Regions from separate parts of the Mus musculus genome. Here region 1 is linked to region 2. Evidence: chromatin loops called from intact Hi-C (ENCODE). Cell type or tissue: left cerebral cortex. All regions are shown on one strand. Each heading gives the region's core, and the rest is flanking DNA. Links, peaks and the distances in the headings are about the cores only.

Region 1 (8,000 bases), core at 1-8,000, 440 kb before region 2:
GCCAACCCAACAGGAAGGGTTGAGGTGCAGGAGATAAGCCAGTGGCAGCAGCTAAGCTTCCTTACATTCATGGTAGGCCTAACACCTCCCAGCATCCTTTGCTTCTGCTTAGCCCCTTCTACCCAAACACTGGACGGTGATATCACTTGTCTTCTATCCACCCTGGCTTGTGGTCATATCGCTTTGGGAACAACCTTCTGGAATACACAATGAACTTATCTGTCCAAACTGAGCTCAAAAGCCTACTCTGTAGCTGCTTGAAGGAGATTAAACAATTTTGAGGAAGAAAAGACAAGTTATATACACAAAGCTCAGATTTAACTGTGGTGTCTATATTGTGCTAGAACACTCAGAAGAGGCAGCCAGCCACTCAGTCCAAATCCCATTCATTAAGAAGGAAAAAAAAAGCCACAATACCTACGTGACTAGTTGGTGCCCAACCCAGGTGAAACATGTTCAGATAAAAGCAAACACGACAGACTGGCTTGCTCTAACACACCGAGTTTTACATTACATTGCATCTTCTGGGCGGAACTGTGGTATGCTCATTTAGGAGACATGTAAGGACTGGTCAAGGGGCCTGTATGCTGGAAAACAACCTAATTTAGCCCTTTCCAGATTCCTATTCCCAGAACCACCACCATTCCTGCCAAAATCCCAAAATACAACCGTGGCACCTGTGTTATGTAAGATAGAATTAAAGGTTTAATGCTTATATACATGGACTCTCCTCCCTCCCCCAAGTTTAGAGAAATGGGTTACTGTTCCCAGGGAACAGCTGCCAACAGTAACACTGAGGCACCATCACAGTGGAGGATATCAGACAGGATCAGCAGTACTAGACAGTAAACATTCCCAACTGTTCCAGTCAGAAAACAGGGAATCATTAGAAGATAAAGAAAGACCTCGATCGGGCATCTCCGTGAATGTTTTACCTTGACCAATAATCCTGCCAAGGAGCCAGGCTGAGAGGATCCAGGTTGGATTGCACATGGGGTCCAGGGACTGGAGGTGTTGTGGACTGGCTTCAGCATGGGCACAAAGCCGCAGCTCATTATCTCTGCTCTTAGCAGCATTTATGTTGTGGCAACAGGGCAAACAGAAGAGGTTTGGACGAATAGGAGAGATAACATGGGGCCAAATGGGACATGCACAGGAGAAGTCCGATAGTGGGTGTTCTCGGCAACCTCGGTGCCAAAGGGACTGGCACTTTCTGGGGAGAAGCAAGGCCCAGATTGAGACAGGAATTGCAGTTTCTTTTCATTTTTCTTTTTCTTGTCTTTTTTTTTTGGGGGGGGGGGGGAGAGGGAGCATCAAGCAAATTAAACCCCCAACGTCTTTGAGAATTTAGGTGATGCAATTTCTGAAGTCAATTTGAAATGTTCAGGGCACGAGCTACTGAGAATCATCACCGCTTCAACCAGGCCTCCAGGGAAAGCGACAAAGGGCAGTCAGAAAGCCTCAGGATCAGGAGTTTGCAGGTGGCTGCTTGTGCCCCACAGAAAGGACTCATGGGAGTCACCTTACATTAGCTCTTGGATGCCACCACTCTCTTTGGGGGGGAATCTGCATTGCTCATTAAAAAGTAAGGCAGAAGATGTACAGGTCGGTCATTTTGCACAGGGGAATAGAATTTCAGAGAGGAAAGAGGGAAATGAGTCACAGAAAGCATCGTGCAGATATCTGTGAAAATGCATCCGGATATATGCAAATGTATATAAAGATATTAATCTATCTATCACGTGTGTGTGTGTGTGTGTGTGTGTGTGTGTGTGTGCCCCATGAGGGTGAGGCATGCATACCATAGCAAGTATGTCTGAGGACAATCTCTGGGAGTTGGTTCTCTCCTATCATCTCGGTTGTATGGTAGATCTCAGGCACTGAATACAGGTCACCAGGCTTGGTAAGAAACACTTTTATTCACTGAGTCATCTATCTATCTATCTATCTATCTATCTATCTATCCATCCATCCATCTATCATCTATCTACCTACCTATTATCTATAATCTATGCATCTATTAACTATAATCTCTCTATTATCTAGATTATCTATACACATAGATAGTCTATTATCTACAGATTATCTATGTCTATAGATAATCTCTATGTATCTATTACTTATAGATATTATCTATGAATCTACTATCTATAATCTGTTATCTATAGATTATTTCTCTATCATTTCTATATATCTTCCTTCCTTCTCCACTGATCCACCCACCTATCATATATTATGTATGTATGATACACGTTTTCAGTGTCACAAATGCCTTCTGATGCAGTCACTAAAATGGAAGTAAATGGGCCGAGTGCAGCTTAGAACTTTTAAGGTACAGTCACTATAGAGATGGGTAGAGTTGAGGCATGAAACAGATCGATCACCCAGCGGGTCATTTAAAACATGATAAAGCTTCCTTTATAAGTGATTACACACACTGAGGGCTCCTGTGTGCCTGGTATTCTGCCTGGTAGAGGTAAAGATAAAAAATAATCTGATTCCCATTCCTTTCGAGATAGCGAGTGCCCTGCTGGGTTTCATGGGAACAACCTTCCTGACAAAGAAGAGTTTGGAAAGGGAACCAAATCGACCCGTGGAGTCCATGGCTTTCTATGCCCTGTTGTTGTTCTGGTTTGATGTCTTAGCTTTTTATTTTGGACATGTAGTCGGCTGGAGAGGGAGGAAGGGAAGGTCTGAGAGGACTGGGGGTGGGGCAGGATGAAAACGCTCAAAACACACTGTATGAAAAGTTTAAAAATAATGAAAAAGCACAATATACAGCAAATGCCAGCGGGTGAGCGGCATCTAGCAAGACTGTGATAAACTGTGCCTTGGTTTTGAATTTTTTAACTGAAATGTTACCAAAATTACTAAAATACTGGAAAAGGTTCGCACCCCCACCCCAATAGACACGCAGTATGCTGAGATTTCTCTCAAAAGAAGACTCAGCCATCCTGTGACACTTCCCACAATTGTAGTCACGTGTAGTTCAAGTGCATTTGGGCAAGCAGCAGTGACTTCACCCGCTTCTGTTACTTGTTACCCTGCAATTACTACTCTAAACAATGTATCTGCCTTAGATAACATCTACTCCCATTCATGTAATAAACTCTCCCTCCGTAATTTTCCCTAATTCAGTCTTTACTTTTAGCATTTCGTGTATGTATTCATGACTGTAAGTATATTTAATCTTTAATTTCTCACATTAAAAACAAAGTCAAAGATTTATCTCCTCCAAAGAAAAGACAGAACATAATCTTCTACTTCTTGACTAATCTGCTTCTTTTAAGAATAATTCTGTGTTTTTATTTCATGTGTGTGAATGTTTTGCCTGCTTGCACATCTGTGCATCAAAGGAGTGAGGTGGCTCTAGGGAAAAGTGCATCAGCTCTCTTGGAAGTGGATAAGGACAGTTGTTAGCTGCTGCGTGGGTGCTGGGAACAAGCAAGTGTTCTTACGGCTGAGCCCCCTCCGCAGCTCCTCAGCTTCTGTTTTTATACAAAGCACATTGAGGAGGCTCACTCACGGCTCCTTTCCTCCCTCCCTTTCTTTCTCAGCTCTAAGCAGCTAGATCTCTCCTTTTACGCTGTTAAAATTTAAAATAGTCATATTCTGTTCAATCATAATCATTAACAAACCACCGTTGTTAATACAAATTAAGGAATTATTGGATTTGCTTATAGGTCAATTAGAGAAATTACAAAGCAATCATGAGCACTTAGAGTCTAATATGAGTATTAGATAATAACGAACAGGGCAGTGAGGGCTGACCCATGCAGAAGGAGGTCAACGCTTGCGAATTTGTGCCAAATGCTTGTCACTCTTTCATTCCACTGCTCCATGGGTCAGTTATGCTCAAGTAAAGGCCAGGCCAATCTTCCTAAAAGATTGCTAAACAGTATGTGAATTTACTTTATTTAATTTATGTGAATTAATGCACATAAAATGCATAGGTAAATGATTTGGGAACAGTAAAAAGTTTTTAAAAATTAAAATGAACTATGGAAACACCTTCCAGGTGGGAAACAAACAGTAACGAATGGTCTAGATCCTCCAGAGGGCCTCCAGTGGGTTCAATCCTCTTTCCTGACCTGCTGTCAAGTAGCTAGAAAGAAGATTCTAGTTCAACCTTCCTGCTCCTTTCTGGATAGATAGACCACCAGGGACACATTCCCTGGTCATTGCGGTTTCTCACTTTATACGAATGGAACTGTACTGCAGTTCCATGGTCCTCTGAGTCTTGCTGTTGACGCTCAAGAGCAGGCTTCTTATAATCGGCCACCAGGATGTGCATAGCCTCTTGCTACAGAGGTGTTCTGTGAGCTTCTGACCTACAGTATTAGCCTCAGTGGGACTCCAGTTCCCATGGACTCATGGTCCGTCACCCACCTTCCCTGGCTACTTTCATTATGAAGCTTTGCTTTCAATACTGATACAACAAGGTTCAAACTTCGTTCTGCCTGTAAAGTCTTACCACACTCATCTTTTGCTCTATAAATTCGAGGCCCAGCTTGCAGACTTCCATATATGCGGAAGTTTGAAACTTGATGGGCACTGTACCGAATCTACAGTTCAATGTGTAAAGAATGCTAACCTGTACCTTCAAATGCCCATCCCTGATGCTAGGTCACCTGTAATGTTTCTCAATAGTTTGTTAAAACTTCTTAATTAATTCTAATCATCCATCTGTGGGGTTTTCAGTGTTCTATCAATATATTGATGATCGCACCGCTCCGGGAAATAAGTTCGGGGATTTGCACCCTAATGAACACTTTTCCCTTTTCTTAGTTTACGGCTGCGATCAAGGATTCTACCCCACCGGGCCCATTTGAACTGGCGCTTTTGCTGAAGCTTTAGAGGGTGAGAGAAATACCTGAAAAGAATCGGATAAAGATTCTTCCTTCCAACCTTGGGTAACCGTTCCTGGGAAACACTTGGTCTTCCATTCCCAACTTAATTGACATTTTTCCTTGAATTACATATATTGAATTTTATCAAGTATTTTCTCAGTGTCTTAGATTAAACATATTTTCTTTTCATAATTACCACAGAGAATTACATAAGTATTTGAACAGAATCTGATTTTGAATTACTAGGACAAGTAGGACTTCTTAATTATTACACTTTGAAATGTATTTTATACTTTGCTAGATTTAATTAGCAAACATAGTCTTAGGATGCTTGTGTACTAGGATCATTAAGAAATTGGTTTACACGTTTTCTTTCTTGTATGGATCTTGTAAAGTTTTGATACCACGGTTATGCTGGCCCTAGCGAACGGGGAATGGCTGCCCTTCCTACGAGGATCTCCAAAAGTGGGTGCCAGCTCATTCCTGTGTTTGGTGGAATCCTTGGTAGAAAGCAACCAGCTTTAGCATGTGCAAAATGATTTTACATTTAAAAATGACTGAGCCATTTTTTAAATAAAATTTTTAAATAATTTTTTAAATAAATGGTTGTAGGTAGGACTGCTCAGGCTAGGTGTGTAAAATTTTTATATAAAATACATAATTTCTAAAATTAGATAATTATAAACATATACTATGATAACATTAATTTCATGTAGTTTTGCCTTTGGTTACATGGGATTTTGAAATAAAATATTTCACTTAACTATCTGTGGACAGCCGCACCAGGGAGCCAGGAGGGTGCTGCATCTCCTGGGATTCCATGGGGTTGTGAGCTGGAATGGCTCTCTGGTCTTCTGCAAGAGTGGTACCCAGCCTTAACTGTGAGGCCCTCTCTCTACCCACCTAGAGTTTTCAGTTGATTTAATAAGTTCCTTCAGCTAACTGCAGCTATATGTCCACGGTTTGCTGATTTCCATGGCTACGCTTGTGAGATCAGCTTGGGCGTTTCTTTCTTATAAACAAAATGTATTAAAGGGTACGCAAACCTTTCCCTCTTTTGTGTCTGGCAGTGAAGTGCACATGCGGGCTTCTTTCCATTTACCTCGTCATGGACCTTTGGGTTAGAGGTCCATGTGGATAATTCTCAGCTGCCATGTGCCCCTCCCTATTTGGGAATTCCAGTCAGGTGTGTGGTAATCTTCCCTGCCTCATCTTTTAAATTCCACGGTCTGCTTTTGGCCGCCCTAAGCTGCATTCTTCATAATTTCTTACGTTCAGTTTCCTCTTTTCTCAAGATTGATTTATTTATGTATAGGAGAGCTCTATTTGCATATATGCCTGCATGACAGAAGAGGGCCTCAGATCCCACTACAGATGGTTGTGAGCCACCATGTGGTTGCTGGGAATTGAACTCACTCAGGACCTCTGGAAGAGTAACCAGTGCTCTTAACCACTAAACCATCTCTCTAGCCCCAAGTTCAGAGTTTTGATTCATTAGTATTTTTTTTTTCTCAACAATTTTCAGTCTGATATTAAACCTCCCCAAGGAAAATTTAATTTATTTTTTTTTTTAATTTATAGAAATGTGTCTTAACATTTCTTCTTTTGCTCTTTACCCTACCTTCCATCTTTTCTTCTATATCTGTAAGATAGCTCACATTATGGCCTTTACAATTCTAATGTCAGAATTCTGTTTTTACTGAATATGTGTACAGTGTTTATTTCCCTTTTACACAAAGTGTTTTTTACACAAAGTGTTTTTTACACAAATTGTGTACCACTAAATATTTTTTTGCAGGGGGGAGGGGGATGCTATTTAGTCGAGGTTTATTTTTTGACCCTTTTTTCCTGGTGTTCCCAATGAACTGGACCTTGGTGCTGAATTTTTTAATTTTTGGTTTTCTTAGCCTTCTTTGATCTTTCCCATCTGTGCATCAGAAAAAACAATGAGGGGTTCGATTGTATATGCCAGATTTGGGGCTGCAACCACTGCTTATTGGTTTTTATTGATCCTATTTTTAACTCTCGCCGTCATTTATGCAGCACCCACTTGTTTTTTACAGTGATCTCTTGCTCTTTTCTATGACCACGTCGCTCACAGGTCTTCCTGCAGACTCCTGCACTTGTGCCTCTGATTTCCTTGCCTTGGATGACACAGCTCTCTGAGGCCTTGCCTCCTCTCAGGGCTCACTGCTGTTCACTCTTTTGAGCAACACAGTGATCAACTCTAGGGAGGTGTCCATTTCTGCATCAGAACACTGATGGAGCTTTCTAGAACACCCGTGCCTTGGGAAAGAAGGGTTGATGTACAAGACAGGGATGTTGCCAAGAACTTCACAAGAGAAGACAGACCTGTAGATGAGCCGAGAGCCCAATACCCTCCCTTCTTGTTCCCTAAGAAAAGTAGGAGTAATTTACTTTGGGTGAGCAGAATTTTTGGTTAATCACCTTGCTGAGAAAAGTTGCTCCCCTTTCCCATCACGGGATTAATCCCACTTCTTGGATCTAGCGTCATCTTAGAGTCTACTCTGTTTCTTTCTAGGAGAGCTAGCCAACTGTTCATCTTTAAAGCAAATATTACTGTAGTTTGGGTTTTCTGAGCATTTTGAAAGGAAAATGAAATGGGAAGTTTATGTGTGACTAGCTCGGTTGGGGAATATAGGATGACACGTGTGGAATAGGCCAGGTATCCATCATGACCACCCATGCCTGTTTCACTGTGTTTCCATGGAGACCTAGAGCCCACCCAGGGGCTCCCAAGGGCTCTTTTCCCATTCCAACACGTACTCTCTGTTGATTCTTCTGTGTGAACTGTAATTTGGCTGCTAAGGCTGTGTGTCAGAAGGGGCCCATCTTTCTGTTCACAAGGTATCACTCTTTTCTGTACTCGGGGTGGCTGCTGACTTAGTCTCGTTTCTGTAGTGTCATGGTCATTGAGTAAGGATTCCAAAGGGGAGGGGAGGAAGCACTTAAGATCAATTCGCTGCCATCTGAACAGGCATGCTCCCAACTTATAAAACAGGGACCTACACCATGTGCTTTCAAATGTGAGTATACAGTGGCACCTTTAACATCTTAGTATTATAACACAGAAGCTTATTAAACATTGAGTAACTTGTCACGGGAGCAGACTTACTAGTCCCCACAGGT
Region 2 (17,511 bases), core at 3,785-11,784:
AGGAGCTGGGTTCAGGTGCTTCCTCCTTCGCTAAGGCCATGCAGTCCAAGCGTCACTGTGTTATGGCTTGAAGGTCAGCCCCTCAGCCCCATGCTGTATGCTGGTCTACTCGATCCCTGCACCCAGAATCCTTTGCATCTGGAATATCCCCGGGATTCTCATGTAGTTTAAGGCCTGATCCCTGGCCAGTGGCATTATTGCAAGGTGTGTTGGCTAGTTTTATGTCAACTTGGCACAAGCTAGAGTCATTTGGGAAGAGAGACCCTCAAGCAAGGAAATGACTCCATAGGGTTTTTGGAGGCAAGTCTGTGGGGGCATCTTCTTCTTTTTTTTTTTATTTTTTTTTTTGTAACCATTTTTTTTATTATGTATTTTCCTCAATTACATTTCCAATGCTATCCCAAAAGTCCCCCATACCCTCCCCCCCACTTCCCTACCCACTCATTCCCATTTTTTTGGCCCTGGCGTTCCCCTGTACTGGGGCATATAAAGTTTGTGTGTCCAATGGGCCTCTCTTTCCAGTGATGGCCGACTAGGCCATCTTTTGATACATATGTAGCTAGAGTCAAGAGTTCCGGGGTACTGGTTAGTTCATAATGTTGTTGCACCTACAGGGTTGCAGATCGCTTTCGCTCCTTGGATACTTTCTCTAGCTCCTCCGTTGGGGGCCCTGTGATCCATCCAATAGCTGACTGTGAGCATCCACTTATGTGTTTGCTAGGCCCCTGCCTAGTCTCACAAGAGACAGCTATATCTGGGTCCTTTCAGCAAAATCTTGCTAGTGTATGCAATGGTGTCAGCGTTTGGAAGCTAATTATGGAGTGGATCCCTAGATAAGGCAGTCTCTAGATGATCCATCCTTTCTTCTCAGCTCCAAACTTTATCTCTGTAACTCCTTCCATGGGTGTTTTGTTCCCAATTCTAAGAAGGGGCACAGTGTCCACAATTTGGTCTTCATTCTTCTAGAGTTTCATGCATTTGGCAAATTGTATCTTATAACTTGGGTATCCTAAGTTTTGGGCTAATATCCACTTATCAGTGAGTACATATTGTGTGAGTTCCTTTGTGATTGGGTTACCTCGCTCAGGATGATGCCCTCCAGGTCCATCCATTTGCCTAGGAATTTCTTAATTATTGATGTTTGAGGGCCCAGTATAGGTAGTACCACTGCTGGGCAGGTGGTCCTGGGCTGCATACTCCACAGGCACAAGCCAGCGAAGCCAGTTTCAAAGTGGCCTCTGCATCAGCTCTAACCTTCAGGCTCCTGCCCTAAGTTCCTTCCCTGCCTTCCTTCAGTGATGGATTGAAACCTGAGTGCAACAAGCTGAAATAAACTGTCTCCTTCCCAAGGTGCTTTTGGTCATCCTGTTTTATCACAGCAATAGAAGCCCTAGCTAAGACAGAAGGCAATGAAAATCTTTACAGAATGGGGCCTGGTGGCAAGTTTTAAGTGCAGGAGGAAGTTTCCTTTGAGCAGACTGTGGGACTTCAGTAGCCTTCTTGCTCTCCTTGCCTGAGGCGAGCATCTCTGCTCCACCATGCACTCTCCACCACAGTCCAAAACAATTAGATCAACTTAGCAGGAGTTGAAACACTTCAAAACTGTGAAACTAATGCCCTTTTCTTTTTTTCTAGGTTGATTGGCTGGAGAATTTGGCTACAGTAACAGTAGCAATAGGAAAAAGCCAACCAACTTTCCATATAACATTATAATGTGAGCACATTTAGAATAGGCTGAGTGTAGGTACAGTCAGCAATGCTGAGCTCTGTCCATGAAATAGGGGGCACTCGGGACTTGGAGGGCAGCTCGCATGTTACAAGCACATCCACATGAATTTGATTCAGAAACCAGATTTTAAAAAGCCAGGTGTGGTGGCATACAGTTATTATCCCAGTGCTGATGAGGTAGAGACAGGAGCCTCCCCATGGCTCGATAGCCAGCTGGCATAGCTTATTGATAAGCTCTGGGCCAATGAGAGAGCCTATCTCAGACGAGCTAGACTGTATTCCGAAGGACAGTGGCATAGCCTAGGTTATCCCTGCCTCCCACATGCAAGTACATCCATGTACATCCATACCTGCACATTCACACACACATACACCTACATGCATGCATGCATGCATACATACATACATACATACATACATACATACATACATACAAGGGGGGCATCTGAACGCTCACAGAGGTTAACACCATGTGATCATAAAGACACCAGTCTTCAAGGCACAGAGAACAGCATGGAACAGAGCCTTGATGTTCAGCCGAGTGTGAGGGAATGAACCCCCATTGCTGAGACAGTCTGTGATAATTCAACATGGCCATCCTCAGAAACCAATGTAACTGCCCATTTTCAAGTTCTGCCTGGGGAGTCCTGGACGGTTTGCCTCTGATCTCAGGGGTAAAGCTACATGAATAGACCAAGAGGTGACTTACGTGCTTCCAGCCTGAAACAGCCCTGGGTCTTTGTGCATTTATCCTCCTTTTCGAGAATCAGGCAGTTCCAGGCTTCCTGGAAGATACTTGTGTCTTAATTGACAGGCTCTAAATAAGCACAAAGCCCCAGGGATCTGATACTCTAAGCACAAAATCCCAAATACTAGATCGTAACCAGATTAAATGCGTATCGGTTACATTGAGCCGTGCCTTATTCAGCTCTGTAATTGCCAGCTGGAAAATCAACGTATCTGACAAAATGACCTAACTTTCACTTACCACTCCTGTGTTCTAAATCATATTGGAAAAACATGCATTAGTAGAATACAGGCCTCTGAACAAATAGAATCAAAGCATGATGTCCTTTGTTTAAGGAACGCGTTCAGAATTAGGGCCATGAGAACATTCCCCATTTCGTGGCAATTTACTCTGATGACTTGATTAAACTCTGCACTCTAATTTTATCTGCAGACATTCTGATTTCTCTGTAATTTGATATGTACTGTGCTGGGTGGAAGCAGAAACATGAATTCCATATCTGAAGTTTTTCTCTCGCGTCACCCCAATAGCCTAAGGCCCGTGAGGACAAAGCTCCTGAAGAAAAGAGCGGCCGTGGACTCCATTTGGTGCGGCTTGTAGGGCCTTTGCCCTTGTGTGCGAATGTCTCCTTGTGGTAAAATAGCACAAAGCTATCTTCCCAATCTGGTTTTGGTGGGCCTTTCCTGTGGGTCTATGCCCCGGGACACAGTGAAAGGCTGTAATGCAGCCCGTCTTTTCTAGTTTACTGCTTTTGACTAAAGTCATAGCATTCCCTCTGACGTAATGGACATCAATTAGACTTTGGCAAAGGAAACACTCTGATAGAATAGATTTAGTTGTGGGAATGGAAACCTCTCCAGGAGACCCTGAAGCAATGATCTGTGGCCTCTCAGAAGGTCAGGGGACAGATGTGGGGCAGACAGGAAGTCCACAGGGATTCCTGAGCTCCAGCAAGCCAAAGCCCGCTTCTCTTGCCACAGTCTTCCTATGCTGTGTCCCAGCCTGCAGGGCCCAAAGAAACCCTAGGCTGAAGCCATTGAGAATCTTAACCTGAGAAAATACCCCTGGGGGCGCAGCCTTGGCTTTTGGGGTTTCTTTGTTGTTGTTGGTGGTGGTGGTGGTGGTGTTGGTGGTTTGGTTTTGGAGACAGGAGACAGGAGACAGGAGACAGGAGACAGGAGACAGGAGACAGGAGACAGGAGACAGGAGACAGGAGACAGGAGACAGGAGACAGGAGACAGGAGACAGGAGACAGGATTTTTCTGTTTAGCCCTGGCTGTCCTGGATCTTATTTCATAGATCAGGTTGGCCTGGTACTCACAAAAATCAGCCCGACTCTGCCTCCCAAGTGCTGGGATTAAATGTGTGTGACGCCACAGCAGCAGGATAGGGACTGTTATATCTAGCTGTACAAATGCCCAGTCAGCGAAAGGATGTTCCGTCCCATTTTATGAGTATCCAAACCTCCTTTTGAATATCCCAAGACTTGGGATATCTGTGTGGGAAATGGCTTCTCTCAACGCAAGCAAGGCCGTCACACACAGACTTGGAGTGGCTACTGGGCTATTGTTACAGTTTCTTGAGGTGCTGAGTTACATGTCAGTAGACTTCAGTCATTTTTCTAGAATGAGTTTGAAAGCAAACAAAATAAAATGGAGAGTCTATCAAAAGTGATTTTGAGTAATTGTATAAGACATAAATGTTATACCACTAGCACCAACAGAATCAAGCGCTTCTTTTTTCTTTCTTCCTTCCTTCCTTTCTTTCTTCCTTTCTTTCTTTCTTTCTTTCTTTCTTTCTTTCTTTCTTTCTTTCTTTCTTCCTTCCTTCCTTCCTTCCTTCCTTCCTTCCTTCCTTCCTTCCTTTTTCTCTTCCTTCCTTCCTTTCCTTTTTTCTTTTAATGAAGCTGCCAACTAAGTTGAAAATCCTTTTCATCCTAGCTGCTGCACAGGAGGATGAATGAGGTGAGCTGAGAGCCCCAGCCGCAGACACCACAGACCCAGCAGACACTTCCCAGTAGCAGCACTCCCTGGGGATGCTATTAGTGTCCTGGGTTCTTGTACAGCGAGGGAGACAGGAGAGACTGATTACTATTCAGATCAGCCTCCAGGCCAAGACTGTCTGGAGCTGGCATCTCAGGTAAGTAAAAGGCAGACACTGTGGGCTCAGCACACCCTACACATACACACACACACACACACACACACACACACACACACACACACACTCCGGAGTTGAAAAGGCACAGCTGCTTCTCCAGTGTGTGTGGCTGATTTCTGGGAAACGCCTCTGGCCAATCCCCTCACCAACAAAATAAAAACAACAAACAAACAAACAAACAAAGCCCCGAAGGATGCATATTTGCTGTTTTGCTCTCTCAGCATCCTTTCCACAGCTACCATTCATGACCCCACCTCTATCAAGAGGTCTTCAAGACCTTTCGCTTGTCTTCTGGGAGAGGGCCTCTTACACTGTGACACTGTCCACCCAACTCATCAGGAAAGAATGGACAGCGGCAGCAAGGTCGCTGGCTCTCAAGGGTCAACACAATCCATCAAGTCATTTAAAGTGAGTCCTTGTCTCATACAAAATCCCATTTCCTTGAGTATCAACCCAGCTTTATCTAAACCTCCATCTTCAAGCTGGCTTGTAGGGAGCAGAAGGGCCGTGGTCCATGGGAGTTCAGCCCCCCTCCCCTCGGGAATGTCGGTCTGTGTAAGACTAAACCGTGCTGTATAAATCTTGTCCAGGAAAAGAAAGGAACGGTTGTGGGAGTAGAGTTACCCCAGCTGCTGGGGCCCCATGCGCATGCGCACAGCCCTGGGAGATCAGAGGGGAGCCAGACCGATTGATTCCTGGCCCACAGCGCCCTGTGTGAAGCAAACCCTCCTCAGATTTCTAAGGTTTCCAGGAGGGCAGGTTGGATGGGAGCCTTGCAGTGCTGAGGAGACTGAAGGATGCATTCTACCATGTGGCTCCAAAGATAAGTTGGGGGCGGCAGACTGGATAACAAGCTAGACTCCCTTCTACTTCTGATAAGATAGAGGGCCTCTGTCTTTGAACGTGTTATTAATACTCTGCTCAGTTCTGTGGCCAGTGGGAGAGCGGTGAGCCCGTTCCTTTCATCAGGGTAGCTAGGGCCTCCCCAGGGCTATGGGAGGGAGGTTATAGACAGAGCCCTGGGCCCACGATACCATTCAACATCTGGCTTCTTTCTTGGGCTCTTGGGAGTTTGTGCCCCCCCCCCTCCAAGCCCCAGCTTAGCCTTGAGGCTTCTGCCACAAATGTCTCCCTTGCTATGTAACCAGGTTTAATAAAACATGGATATTGTATAATAAATACTGCATTTTCATGAATCTGCCCGTGAGATCAAGTGCTGTGCTAGAAAATATTATGAAATATGTATCACAATCTCTTACAGCCTCCTCCGAGCATTTTATATAAATCGCTACCTGTCAGAAGGGTTTGTGGAGAGAATCGGGGACTCCATGGAAGGCCCACAGCTTTTCTCTGTTGCTATGAGATATTAATATATTAGCATAACGTTTTTAAAAATGCAAATCCGCCCCTGGTATTCATACACTCTGAGTGGCACCCTAAGAAACACGCCTTCCATCCACTTGAGCAATCACCGCTCCTGGCCCCAGCCCCGCTCCCTGCAAGACCCCTTGCCAAGCAGCAGCCAAAATCTGCTCGACAGTGCCCTCTACTGGCGGGGAATAAGAACTTGCTTCCTCCGCTGCGAGGCTCCTCTTTTTTAAAAGGGTCAGGATCACTTTCTCTGCATCTTCTCTCTCCTTACCTCGCCTTGTCTTCAAGTGAAAGAACTTGTTCTTTAGACCTAGTTAAGGGTGTCACGGACCCTCCTCCTCACACACGCCCGTATGCATCCCCTCTACATGCCCCCTTTTTGCTTTCTTGTGACTCGCTTGAGTTTTTCTGGGAAAACTCTTACCCATTTTCCAGCCTTTTCCCTTCCATTTAGAAGCCAAATACCAACAACAAACCCCAGGATTTTTTTTTTAATGCAAATTTTGTGTTGGTGATGTGAGAGTGCGCAGAGCATGTGCCTGTCTTTTGCCGCGGAGGGAAAAGCAGCATTGCTTCGGTGCCCTCCATATCTGAAGCTCTGGAAAGTTCCTAAAGAAGGTTTTTTTTCCTCCTCATTCTGCTTCTGAAGTGAAACCAACCCACAGCATTGGATGGAGATGCACTTTTGAATATACTGCTGTACTCAACCCGATTATTTTTCTGCTGACCTCCATAACAAAACCTGCTTTGCTGACGCTCTGGCCTAACTCACTGAGAACAGGGCATCCAGCTGTTTGCTAACTGTTCTAAAATGTTGCAAGTTACAATGTATTCCTGGTGTTCTGTCCACATGTGGCAAATTGTGATCTGAGTACTACCCAGTTCTCTGCTGAGGCCCACAGGTTTAGGGCCTCTCTGTGAACCCCCTGAGTTCTTCCTGGCTTTACTCCTAAGCCAGGACCTGACACAGAAGCCTGGTCTTTGCTCGGTGAAACCAGCATTGTGTTGAGTGTGAACCAACTGTGTTGCCCACATCACGGCTCCCTCAAACCTTTCTGTCTGGATGTTGAGTATGGATAGTCCATGAGAGCTGTCTCACAGATTTTCATCTTCATGTGCATGACAATCACACCCTGAGACTAGCAGGGGACTCAGTGAGCCGTCTCCCATTCTCAGGTGAAGGGTTCCAAAGTTCCATTCCAGACAATTCTACTAGAATCCAAGGAGTACTTCAGATTACCTGGTGATGAAGCCACTATCCCTGTCCTGTTCTTCGTCCCTCCCCCAGTTCTACAGGACACCGAATCGCTGAGGAAGTTACACCCTCCTCAGCCTTTGCCCTGCAATGGACGCGGAATGCTGCTAAACTAGGAGGGTGTCTCCTCAGAGCAGAACCTGCCAGCATGACTGTGGTGTGGGTTCATTCTGCTTTGATGGGCACCCAAACTAGACATTTGTGGGGGGGGCAAGCCTCTAGGTCTTCCATTCATACATATTTCCATGAAAACAGTGGATGAATCTTGATGGCTATTCAAGAATGAGAGTAGTTTATCATCTGGGTAACTTAAATGCAACTATACAGAAATGCGTATATATACTATATATATGGTTATATGTAAGGGTATGTATATATATATATATATATATATATACATATATATATATATGTGTATATATATATATATATATAAAACCAATAAGATATGTATACCATCTATATGGCCAGTAAGATATATATGTGTGTGTGTGTGTGTATGTGTGTGTGTGTGTGTGTGTGTGTGTGTGTGTATGGCATCTTATATATATGATGTGTGTGTGTATCTGTGATGTGATTTTTTTGGCAACTGTATTACATGATATTACATAGATAACATCCTGTCATCATGTCAGAAAGTTGGGCCCACTTGGTAGGCAATACAGAGACATTCTAACAGTAATGTTTAATTACTCACATTATCAAGCACGGGATCATCTTTAACTGCATGGGGAGAAGAAAACCCACCATCCCCTAGACCATTTTTTTCTCTCTAGATTTTCCTATCCTAAAATTTTGCATAGAGAAATCATTTCTAGAATCAAAGTTGAGCTTCAGAAATTTGTTGACCCGACGATGGAGAAAGCTTAGCTCCTTTCAAAGCTCTGGAAACTACCTTTCTCTGTTTGGAATGTGGCGCCCCCTACAGGCTGCCCAGCTCTGATCATCCCTGAGACCTGGCTCTGATTCTGAGCTTGGGGCTGACCTGCTATGGAAACTAGCTAGGAGGTTCAGTTCCAGCCTTTTGTAGAGAAAAGTATTCTGAAGAGGTCAGAGCTGAAAAGGAGACCCCCACAGGGCCGAACAGGCTGCTTGGCTCTCTCCAGGCAGTGCCCTGCGGGAAATTCACTGCCTAGCTATTTCCTGTTTCAAATGATGAGCCACAAAGGAACCACGCAGCCTTTTGGATGGCGTGGTTATGCGCTCAGCTCCCCAGGAACCAGAGCACGGTGACCCTTTGTAAAGAACAAGGTGGCAAGAGAAAGGAAGGGGAGTCCTTTGGGCATCCACTCTTGTGTCCTCTATTCTGCAGAGAGCTTTTTGGGGTGTGGGGCACACAAGTAAGCAAATGCCTTGCAAGCCTGAGTCTTTTTACAAATGTGTCCCGGTTCTTTAGGCTTGGGATAGTATAAGGCATGAGTTACTTCACCTTAAGCAGAAAACTCACTTTCCAGGCTCCATCCAGGTTCACCTGAGGGAAGCTGGGGACCTCCCTGCTTCCTCTCTCCCTTCTGGAAAAGTCCATATTGACATCCTTCATCATCACAGGGCACAATTAGCCCAGAGATGTAGGAGACCATGACCATAGAGAGCATGAAAAAAAGATGATTGGCTTTCTGGAGACAGAGGTAGCTTAGGTGTGGAGAGGCAAGCAGGCCTTTATGCTTTGGAGACAAAGCGTGCCTTTTAGCAAGGCTCGGTCTACTTGCTATAAGTAGGCCAGGGAAGGCCCGACCTCACATCTGGCAAAGCCATCTGGGCAGAAGAGACTGGTGAATGAGTGTTCTGGCAGCTCCCTCTGGAATGTAGGTTTTATTTTCTTCCCATTTAATCTTACCAGAGGTTTGTCAATCCTACCCTGAGCACTGAAGAGGGAAATGCTACCTTTATGAGCCAACATAGGATAAGTAGAAAAATCTACACTTCTTTTCTTAAATTCTATCACTTCCCCTGATTCTTTGGAAGAATCAACTCTGCCCTAAGCCAGGAGTGTGTCTTACAACCGCCTAGTGTAATTATGAGTGGCTTTGCAAACATTCTTTGAAACCACAGGTTCTTAAAGACTCCTAACACTGGGGGCCTCTTCTCAGAAGTAATACAAGGAGCCCACGCATGAGGTGATGAATCTGATCCCAAACAGTGTGTCAACCACCCTGCCCCCAGGTAATATTTGTGGGTGCATTAAAAAAATCTCTATGTCCCCCACGATGGATACATGTACAAATGCATGCATCGGAGGCTCAGAGACTGTTGAGGAAGAGGGAAGGGAGAAGAAAGTTTGTAAGAGCCAGGGGACCAGAAGATGGCTGTGAGGTTTTTGTCTCCTAAAAACATCAGGGAAGCTGATCACCCAAAATATGTCAACAGTACCACGGCTTAATTAAGACCCGAACAAGCAATGAGACCAATAGAAACTTCATGGGAGCCCACCCACCCCTGGACAAAAACAAAACAAAACAAAGCAAACAAACAAAAACCCTAAAGAGAAGCAAGGAATAACGGGGGGGGGGGGGGGGGGGGAGACGACTTCCAATTGATTATCCAATACCATGTGATCAGCTCTGAAACCATGTCCATGCAAACAAGCCTGAATGGACTCAGAAGGATATATTTATATATTTAAACAGACACACAGACACACACATATGTATGTATACACACAGATACATAAGACATACACATATGTGTGTATACACACATGTATGTACACATACATGTGTGTATGTACACATACATACATAAACATACTTATGTACATGTACACACATGTATGTATACATATGTGTGTATACTCACACATCACAATAACAACATTTAAAAAGATTTTGAGAGGGAACAAGAAGGTCAGAGGTAGCACATGGGACAGAAACTGGAGGAAGAAGGGAGAAGGAAAAATGAAGTTATATTTTAATAAAAAAATGTTAGGAATAATGAAAAAAAGAATCTCACCTCTGTCCATGCCTGAGCCAAGCTGAGTCTAAGACTGCTTTAAAAGCCATCACATGTGCACCTCCTTCTTCAGTGTCCTCTGGCTATACAAACAACCTTCCTACTCTGGTTTGGAGCAGTAGCCAGTGGTTATCCTTTCATAATCCCATGGGTCGGCCAGCCTCCCATGGGCAGCTCCTCCTCTGCAGTTACAGTAGACGGTGGTGGGGCTGGAGCATTCTAAAGCCTTCTTCACTCCCTTGCGAGGAGGATTAGCAGAAAATGGATGGTATGTCCCTGCTATGCTGTTTTCTGCCAGCTGCCTTGGCCTCCTAAGGAGCAGTGAGACTTCTCACAGGGCATCTGCTTCACGGTGTGTAAGAGTTCTGAAAATCCCAGTGAGTGTTTAGAGCCCCGCCTCTCTCTGTCTCTGTCTCTCTCTGTCTCTCTGTCTCTGTCTCTGTCTCTGTCTCTCTCTCTCTCTGTGTGTGTGTGTGTGTGCAGGTGCCCATGAAGTCTAGAAGAGGACATCAGATCCCAGGAGCTGGAGTCACGGGTGGTCATGAGCTGGGCAATCAGGATGCTTAGACTTGAACTCAGATCCTCTAAAAGAACAGCAAGCAATGTTCTGAGCTTCTCCAGACCCAGGCCATGGTGTTTGACTCAACAACACTTCCCAGACATTTATCCAGCGTCTGGTCTTCGTTCAACTTCTGCATTGAGCTGAGTCAATATTGGGGTTCAGTTCCTGGGGAAAGGAGGATCAGAACTAATTTAAGTTGTGTCTTCCTCGGATCTCTCTCGGCCTTGTTACTTGTCTTCCTCTTGACGATAACACTGCACTTTAAAACACAGATCCTTAAGAGAAAAGCTTTAACATTTTAGGAGCCTGATAGCCATGTGGGTAAACTGGGGCATCTTGGAGGACTTGGTGTTTAGTGATGGGACAGATCCTGTCCAAGGCCGCTCTGCAGTGGCTAGAAGGAACTCCTGTCTCCCAGGTATAAGACAGCAGTTGCTGTGATAGATTCAACTCACCTGTAAGGTCAGGAGACTCCTCAGTAGTCACTGACAGCCTGGAGGTTGGACGTGGAGCCCAGGCACAGGGAATACAGAGCAGACCTTCAAGAAAATGCATCCCGGGGAATGTGGTCAGAATCTGCTACTGGGAAAGGGGCATGGGAGTGTAGTAAGAATTTGTTAAAAACACAAAAATAGGAATGGGCTTTCATTTTAGTCCCAGGTGTGAGGATGTGAGGCTGCTTCTGTCTGTCTGCAGCAGCTGACTATGATTTGCCTCATGCTCTAGCAGGGGCATGACTTTGCCAGCTGCAGATAGTGATTGTGTGACATTTGGAATTCTGGAGAATGTTCAGAGCATAAATAGAGGCATACCTGAGAGGCATGGTAGGCTATTTGTGGTTTGTTGTTGGTTGTTGTTGGTTATGGTTTGTTAAGTAGTTATGATCCAAAAAAAGAAACAACGATAAGAAGAAATTAGATATTCTGACAGCAAACATCAAACTTGCCCTGAGGAACCTGGTGACCCTAATCAGCAGGAAGTAGTCTAACTATAACGTTACCCCTTCCCCCTCTATTCTTTTTTACTCTCCTGTCTAGTGTTACAGGTTTGAAAGGGTGGAAGAAAATGGGAGAGGGAACAGTGGGAGAAAGAAGACCCTACAAAGTAGCAAAAGAGCAGCTACATGGGAGGGATTCTGAGAATGGAGTTCTGATCTGGCCACTGGGACGGCCGTTTTCCATCATGAAGCTGTGGGGACAGGGCTGGAGCTCAGCTGGCACCACTCGTCTTTGTTTCTATCCTTGCTGCTGATTCCTGGCCACTGACTTCTGGGAGCTGTTAGAGCTATTGGAGGAGACTTTGTCCTTCACACTTCCTGCAGGCGGGATTAAATCTGGCCAATGAGGTATGAGAACAGAAAGAGTTCTCTCTCTGTCAGAGCCTGTCATCAGAGCCCTCCAAGATCTCCTTGCTATTCATCCTATGTCTAATGTGACCACGTGGAACACAGCAGCTGCCTCCTAGCCTGGGCCTCAGAGTCCTTTCGTGGTAATGAGAAAGGATCCTCTTGTCTGGAACAGCCAAGTAGCTGGAGAGGCCCAAGAATCTGTGCTGCCTCAGCCACGATTGTATAAGATGGTTTATGGGCTCTCTAATTTACCCTTCTCAGAAATATCTGGATCCAATTCTGTCCCCCATTCTGAGTCTTTAAAAGGTGGTCATTTGTTTTAGAATACCCATAGACTCCTGGGGAGGCTGAGAAGGTAGTGATGAGTCCCCACACCCTCCCTACTCTCTCTATCACTAATACATCACAGACCGCAGCTGCTTTGTCATAACTGATGAGCCAGCACTAATGTGTTATTATGAACGAAGGCTCATTCTTTTCTCTCATTTCCTTCATTCCTAGCAAATCATTTCTCTCTCAAACTGGGACAACTCTCAGACTTTTCAGGGGTTTGATGGTCTTTGTAATTTTTTTTTCTTTTGTCCTTGACAGTTTTGAGAGATACTGGTCAGGAGTTTTGTAGACTGTTCTCCAAAACTGGGATTTACTGGGTGTTTCCCTCATGGTTACACTGGGGTTATGAACTGGTGAAAGGGAGACGCAGAGAGGACTACCAATGACGGAGTCAGACTACCCAGATGGCATCACTGTCTATAATTTGGCCTTGTCCAATTCCTTGAGGTTAGCTTCCCCAAATTTCCACATTGGAGAGTTGTTACGTCTTCCTCTCTCTTACTTAGTCTTTGAAAGAACACTAGCTACTTTTCTGTCGCTGTGATAAGAAAGCACTTATTTAGCTTAAGTTTCCAGAGGGATACGGCTCCATCATGGTCAGGAGCTACAGCACAGCAGCAAGTAGCAGACATGATGGCAAGTGTAGAAGCAGAGACCCTCACATCTTAAACTAAAGCAGGAAGCAGAAGGAGCAAACTAGGAGTGGAAAGTGAGTTTGAAACCTCAGGGCCCACCTCAAATGACATGCTTCTTCCAGCAAGGCCCCGCCTCTTAAATCTTCCCAAACAGTGCCACCAGCTGGGGACTAAGCCCTCAAACATCTCAGTCTATGGGAGTCATCTTTATCCAAAGAACCACAGGAATTTGCTAACCACAGCCCACACATAGTGAAGCAGGAACAGCTACATGCATTATCTAGAATTCATTATCTAGGATTTTTTCCTCTTCTTACCCGTTTATTCTATTCAACCATTTGGTTGTATCAGCATGGACTCATGGATATTTATACACTGGGTTATAAAGTGTATAAACCCTATAGTAGGTTGCTACAATGTTCAACGTATCCTAGCTCTCACCACTGGGAACTCATGCAGTTGTCAACTTTGTTGCTTTGGTACATCCTTGTCTTTATGTTCTTTGGATGCATCCTTCTTCTTCACCACACAACACTCCAAGTTCATCTTGCTTACCCCTTGTCCCAACTCTAGACTCAACCATTGCTATAAGAAGCCCTGGATTCCCTTTTTTTAATTTATTTATTATTATATCTAGTACACTGTAGCTGTCTTCAGAAGCACCAGAAGAGGGTGTAAGATCCCATTACAGATGGTTGTGAGCTACCATGTGGTTGCTGGGATTTGAACTCAGGACCTTCGGAAGAGCAGTCGGTGCTCTTAACCTCTAAGCCATCTCTCCAGTCCTGGATTCCTCTTTTTAAAAGACACAAGGGATTAGAACTCAGATTTTGGTGCTTAGTTAGACACCATGACATCGCATTCTAATACACGACAAAGATTAGGAACCAGTGAGTTAAGTCACAGTCTTCCTTGGCCTTGGTGCCCATGAGAGCTAACTTGATTGACAGCTAGCTTTTTGTGGTTTGCCATGCTCAGCACAGCACAGGACTCCACCAGCTGCAGCTGCCATGAACTACTTACAGATAGGACACACACGTACATTTTCACACACATTCAATAAAAATTGACTTTTATGAAGGAATATCTATTTATTGTTCCTTACAATGCTTAGTGTAGTTTAAATATTGGCAGAAAGGATGCCGTAATGCCAACTTCTCCCAGAGCTCAGTCCTCTTAGCACCCAGAGAACATAGAAAGTAGAGAGTTCACTCTCTCAAAGTACCAAGACCAGCTGAGGATCTAACCCAATACATACATCAAAGCACTGAAGTGACCACTTCATTCTGGGACCAATGTGAGAGGCCTTACTTGTTTTGAACCGTGTATGTGTTTGTGCATATATGTGAGAAGTAGGGTGGGTGAATAAATGTGACTGTGTGTGCATGTGCATACACACATGAGTGTGCACCTCAGTTCTGAGGTATGAACAACTGTTCATGAGGATGTTGGTAGTACGTATGTGTATGAAAATCAGCATATGAACATCTGGATGTGAGTTAGTGTGTGTGGATAAGATGTATAAGTGTGTGTGTGTGAGTTACTATGTTTAGATGTGTGAGTTAGTGTGTGGGGGTATGAGTGTGTGTGGATAGGATGTGTGAGTGTGTGGTTGTGAGTTACTGTGTGTGGATAGGATGTGTGAGTGTGTGGATTTGATTTCGTGTGTGTGGATAAGATGTGGGAGTTGTGTGTGTGGATAGGATGTGTGAGTGGGTGGATGAGTGTGAGGGAGAGTGAGTTTAGAATGGAACCGACAACCACTTAAACACACACTTCCTTCCCCATTCCACACAGAACCTTGGCAAGTACCTCAACAGCCACTGTACCCCCAAAATGAGATTGCCATCTCCTGAAAAGGGGCTCCTGCTGTCACGCATTGTCAAGTCCCATTTTCCCCCATTTCCTGAAACCCTGGGTGTAGCACAAAGCAGCAAATATTTTTCCTGTCACCATCAATGATGGCCCCACAAATTCCCAGACTGCGGTTACCTCATCACAATAATTAAAATTTTCCTGATATCATACCAACCCCGGCTAATTATCCCTTGGAGACAAAGCAGATTCACAGAGTGTCACTGTCAACAGGCTTCTCCCTGCTCAGAAGCTCAGACACACACTGTGTGACAGTCACATTGCCATGGGTTCCAGACGGGCATGGTGACCTGGGATGTGGCTGGGAGACAGAGGTGAGTGTCAGTTACCACTGTGGTAGCTCCAACTGCTCTCTGTTGGGCTTGCTTCTCCTCTAGCTGAAAAACAGCAGAGCTTTGAGGACATGCTAACCATCCTGCTAGCCTTTTGCCGACACCATGACAAGCCCAAAGCAGTTCCAGCCTGGTTTGGGGTCCCAGGGGGAAGAAACAAAGTCCTTATCTCCAGGTCTTCCAGCTGCCCAGACACTGTAGCAGCACCCACTAGCTCTACTTGCACACTCTTTGAGTGGCACACTGAGCAGCTCAGGGTCACAGACACATGGTCACTATCCCACCCACGCAGGCAGGACTTCACACGGGAGGCCTTAATACAGTAGCCATAAGAGAAGGGCCTAGGCCCAGATGTGGCTCTCAAGCACCTGGGACAGACAGCCACCCCTCTTTCTTGGGGCACCTCAGCTATCTAGTGAAAACAAGAAGCCAGAAGTGAGAGCTCTGCTCACACTCTGACGTGGGAAAAGCCACAAACCCACAAAGACTCATTTGACGAGAGGAAAGAAACTGGTCCCGAGGCTATTTTTGCTGAGTGGAAGTAATGGCTGAAGTGGACTCTGGGTTTTCTTACCACCGTTACTCAAACGGCAACTCCCTGTTATGTTCTCCTTTCACAAGCGAGAAAGTCCCTTCTCAGGGGAAAGTTAAGTCAGCTCTCTACCCGATGGCTCTCTGCCATTCACACACTCTTTTTAGTAGCTGCTGCTTCTTAGAAAGGTCTCAGTTCCTGTAAAACAGAGAGGACGGTACAGAGATTCGCTGGATGCCCCACAAAGGGACAGCCTTACTACAAAAACATCCCCCACCAGAGTGACACATTCCTTACAACTGATGGACCCCAGAACAACCTTTACCACCCACCCACAGTCTGCTGTGTCTTCAGCGTTTGCTTTTGGAGTTGGACGGTCTATGTGCTTGGTCCAACATATAAGGACACAGACCTGTCCCATTATATGCATGGTGGCTTCCTGCCCTAACCCCTCTTGCTGTGCTGCTTCCTCCTGCCTTCTCTGAGCCTGACTTGGCCGCCACTCATCTTGCGACTGTCTTCATAGTTTTGAATTTCCAGAATTCAGAGCAAATGGCACCTGACCATCTCAAGACTGGATTTTTTAAAAATATATTTTATTTTTTTAATTTAAAAAATTTTTGAGGTAGAAAATTACCTAAAGTGGAGCATCTTGGCACAAATGGATTAGCACGGAAGAGTACTTTGCTCTTCCAGAACACTAGAGTTTGGTCCCCAGCACCCATGTCAGTTGGCTCACAACTGCCTTTAACTCCAGCTCCATGAAAACTGACACCCTCTTCTGGTCCCTGAGGGTACTGCACACTCAGACATATGCAGTAATAAAGTGAGCCATCCTAGCAACATGCCCAAAGTGACTCCATGTCTCCAGGCCTTAGTAATTCCTCCTTCTCCTCCTCCTCCTCCTCCTGCTCCTCCTCCTCCTCCTCCTCTTACTCCTCTTCTTGGCAATGAAGAACATTCCACTATCAGCTATAACACCATTATTTAGCCATTCACGACTACAAGACACTGTGCCTACATCTAAGGGTTGGCAACTGCAGATAAAGCCATGTGTAGTGTTGTGTGTGAACGAGACCATTCAGTTCCTTTGGAATAAGTATAATGAGCACAGTTTTGGGGTGGTGAGGTAGCGGTGTGCACGTCGCTTTCACTTGTTCTTGGAGGAGCAGACAAACAGTGCAACGGATATAGTCAAGATTAGGGACAACGGTGTTGAGATAATGGCTCAGTGAGTAAAGCACTTGCTGTTTCTGATGGTCTGAGTTTGAGCCCCCAGAGCCCACACAGCAGCAGGTCAGATGGTGAGCTTCTCTGTAACCAGTGTTCCTACTGTGAGATGGGCCATAGAGAGGATTCCCACACGCTCATGGCTTAGCTACCACAGCTTAGGTAGCATCCCAGTGGCAACGAGACACGGCAAAAGAAACCCTGCATCACAAGAGGTGGAGATGGAGGACCAACAATATCTGAGCTTATCTCCTGACCTCCATATGCACGCCTAACCCAATAAACACATGCATCACACACACACACACACACACTCATGAACACACTCATGCAACATACAAACATATGCACTCACACTATATACAATTAAGAGTGAGAATGAGCAACTAAGACTTCTTCCATTTTCAGACTCCTCAGAAGCCCATGGTCAGCAGCTTCTTGGGTCTGCCTGGA

What was found. A loop is a pair of places that touch in the nucleus more often than their neighbours do. Peaks named below come from ENCODE experiments on the same cell type or tissue, not always from the same donor. Only the 100,000 strongest peaks of a DNase experiment are listed, where the experiment ranks them.
Region 1: it touches region 2 in a loop (4-fold over the local background); 8 of 42 quality-filtered maps call a loop at or near these places.

Annotation. Positions count from the first base shown.
Region 1 is chr1:38,320,969-38,328,968 of GRCm38, forward strand. All of the region lies in intron 7 of Aff3 (AF4/FMR2 family, member 3), which reads right to left. Among named protein-coding and RNA genes, the nearest start is that of Gm16150, 110 kb to the left of the region's middle. In left cerebral cortex, for the core only: no CTCF peak of the experiment used is centred there; a DNase peak (open chromatin) is centred at 3,458.
Region 2 is chr1:38,761,878-38,779,388 of GRCm38, forward strand. No RefSeq gene overlaps it. Among named protein-coding and RNA genes, the nearest start is that of Lonrf2, 66 kb to the right of the region's middle. In left cerebral cortex, for the core only: CTCF peaks have their summits at 6,189 (motif pointing left) and 8,188 (motif pointing left); DNase peaks (open chromatin) are centred at 6,153 and 8,189.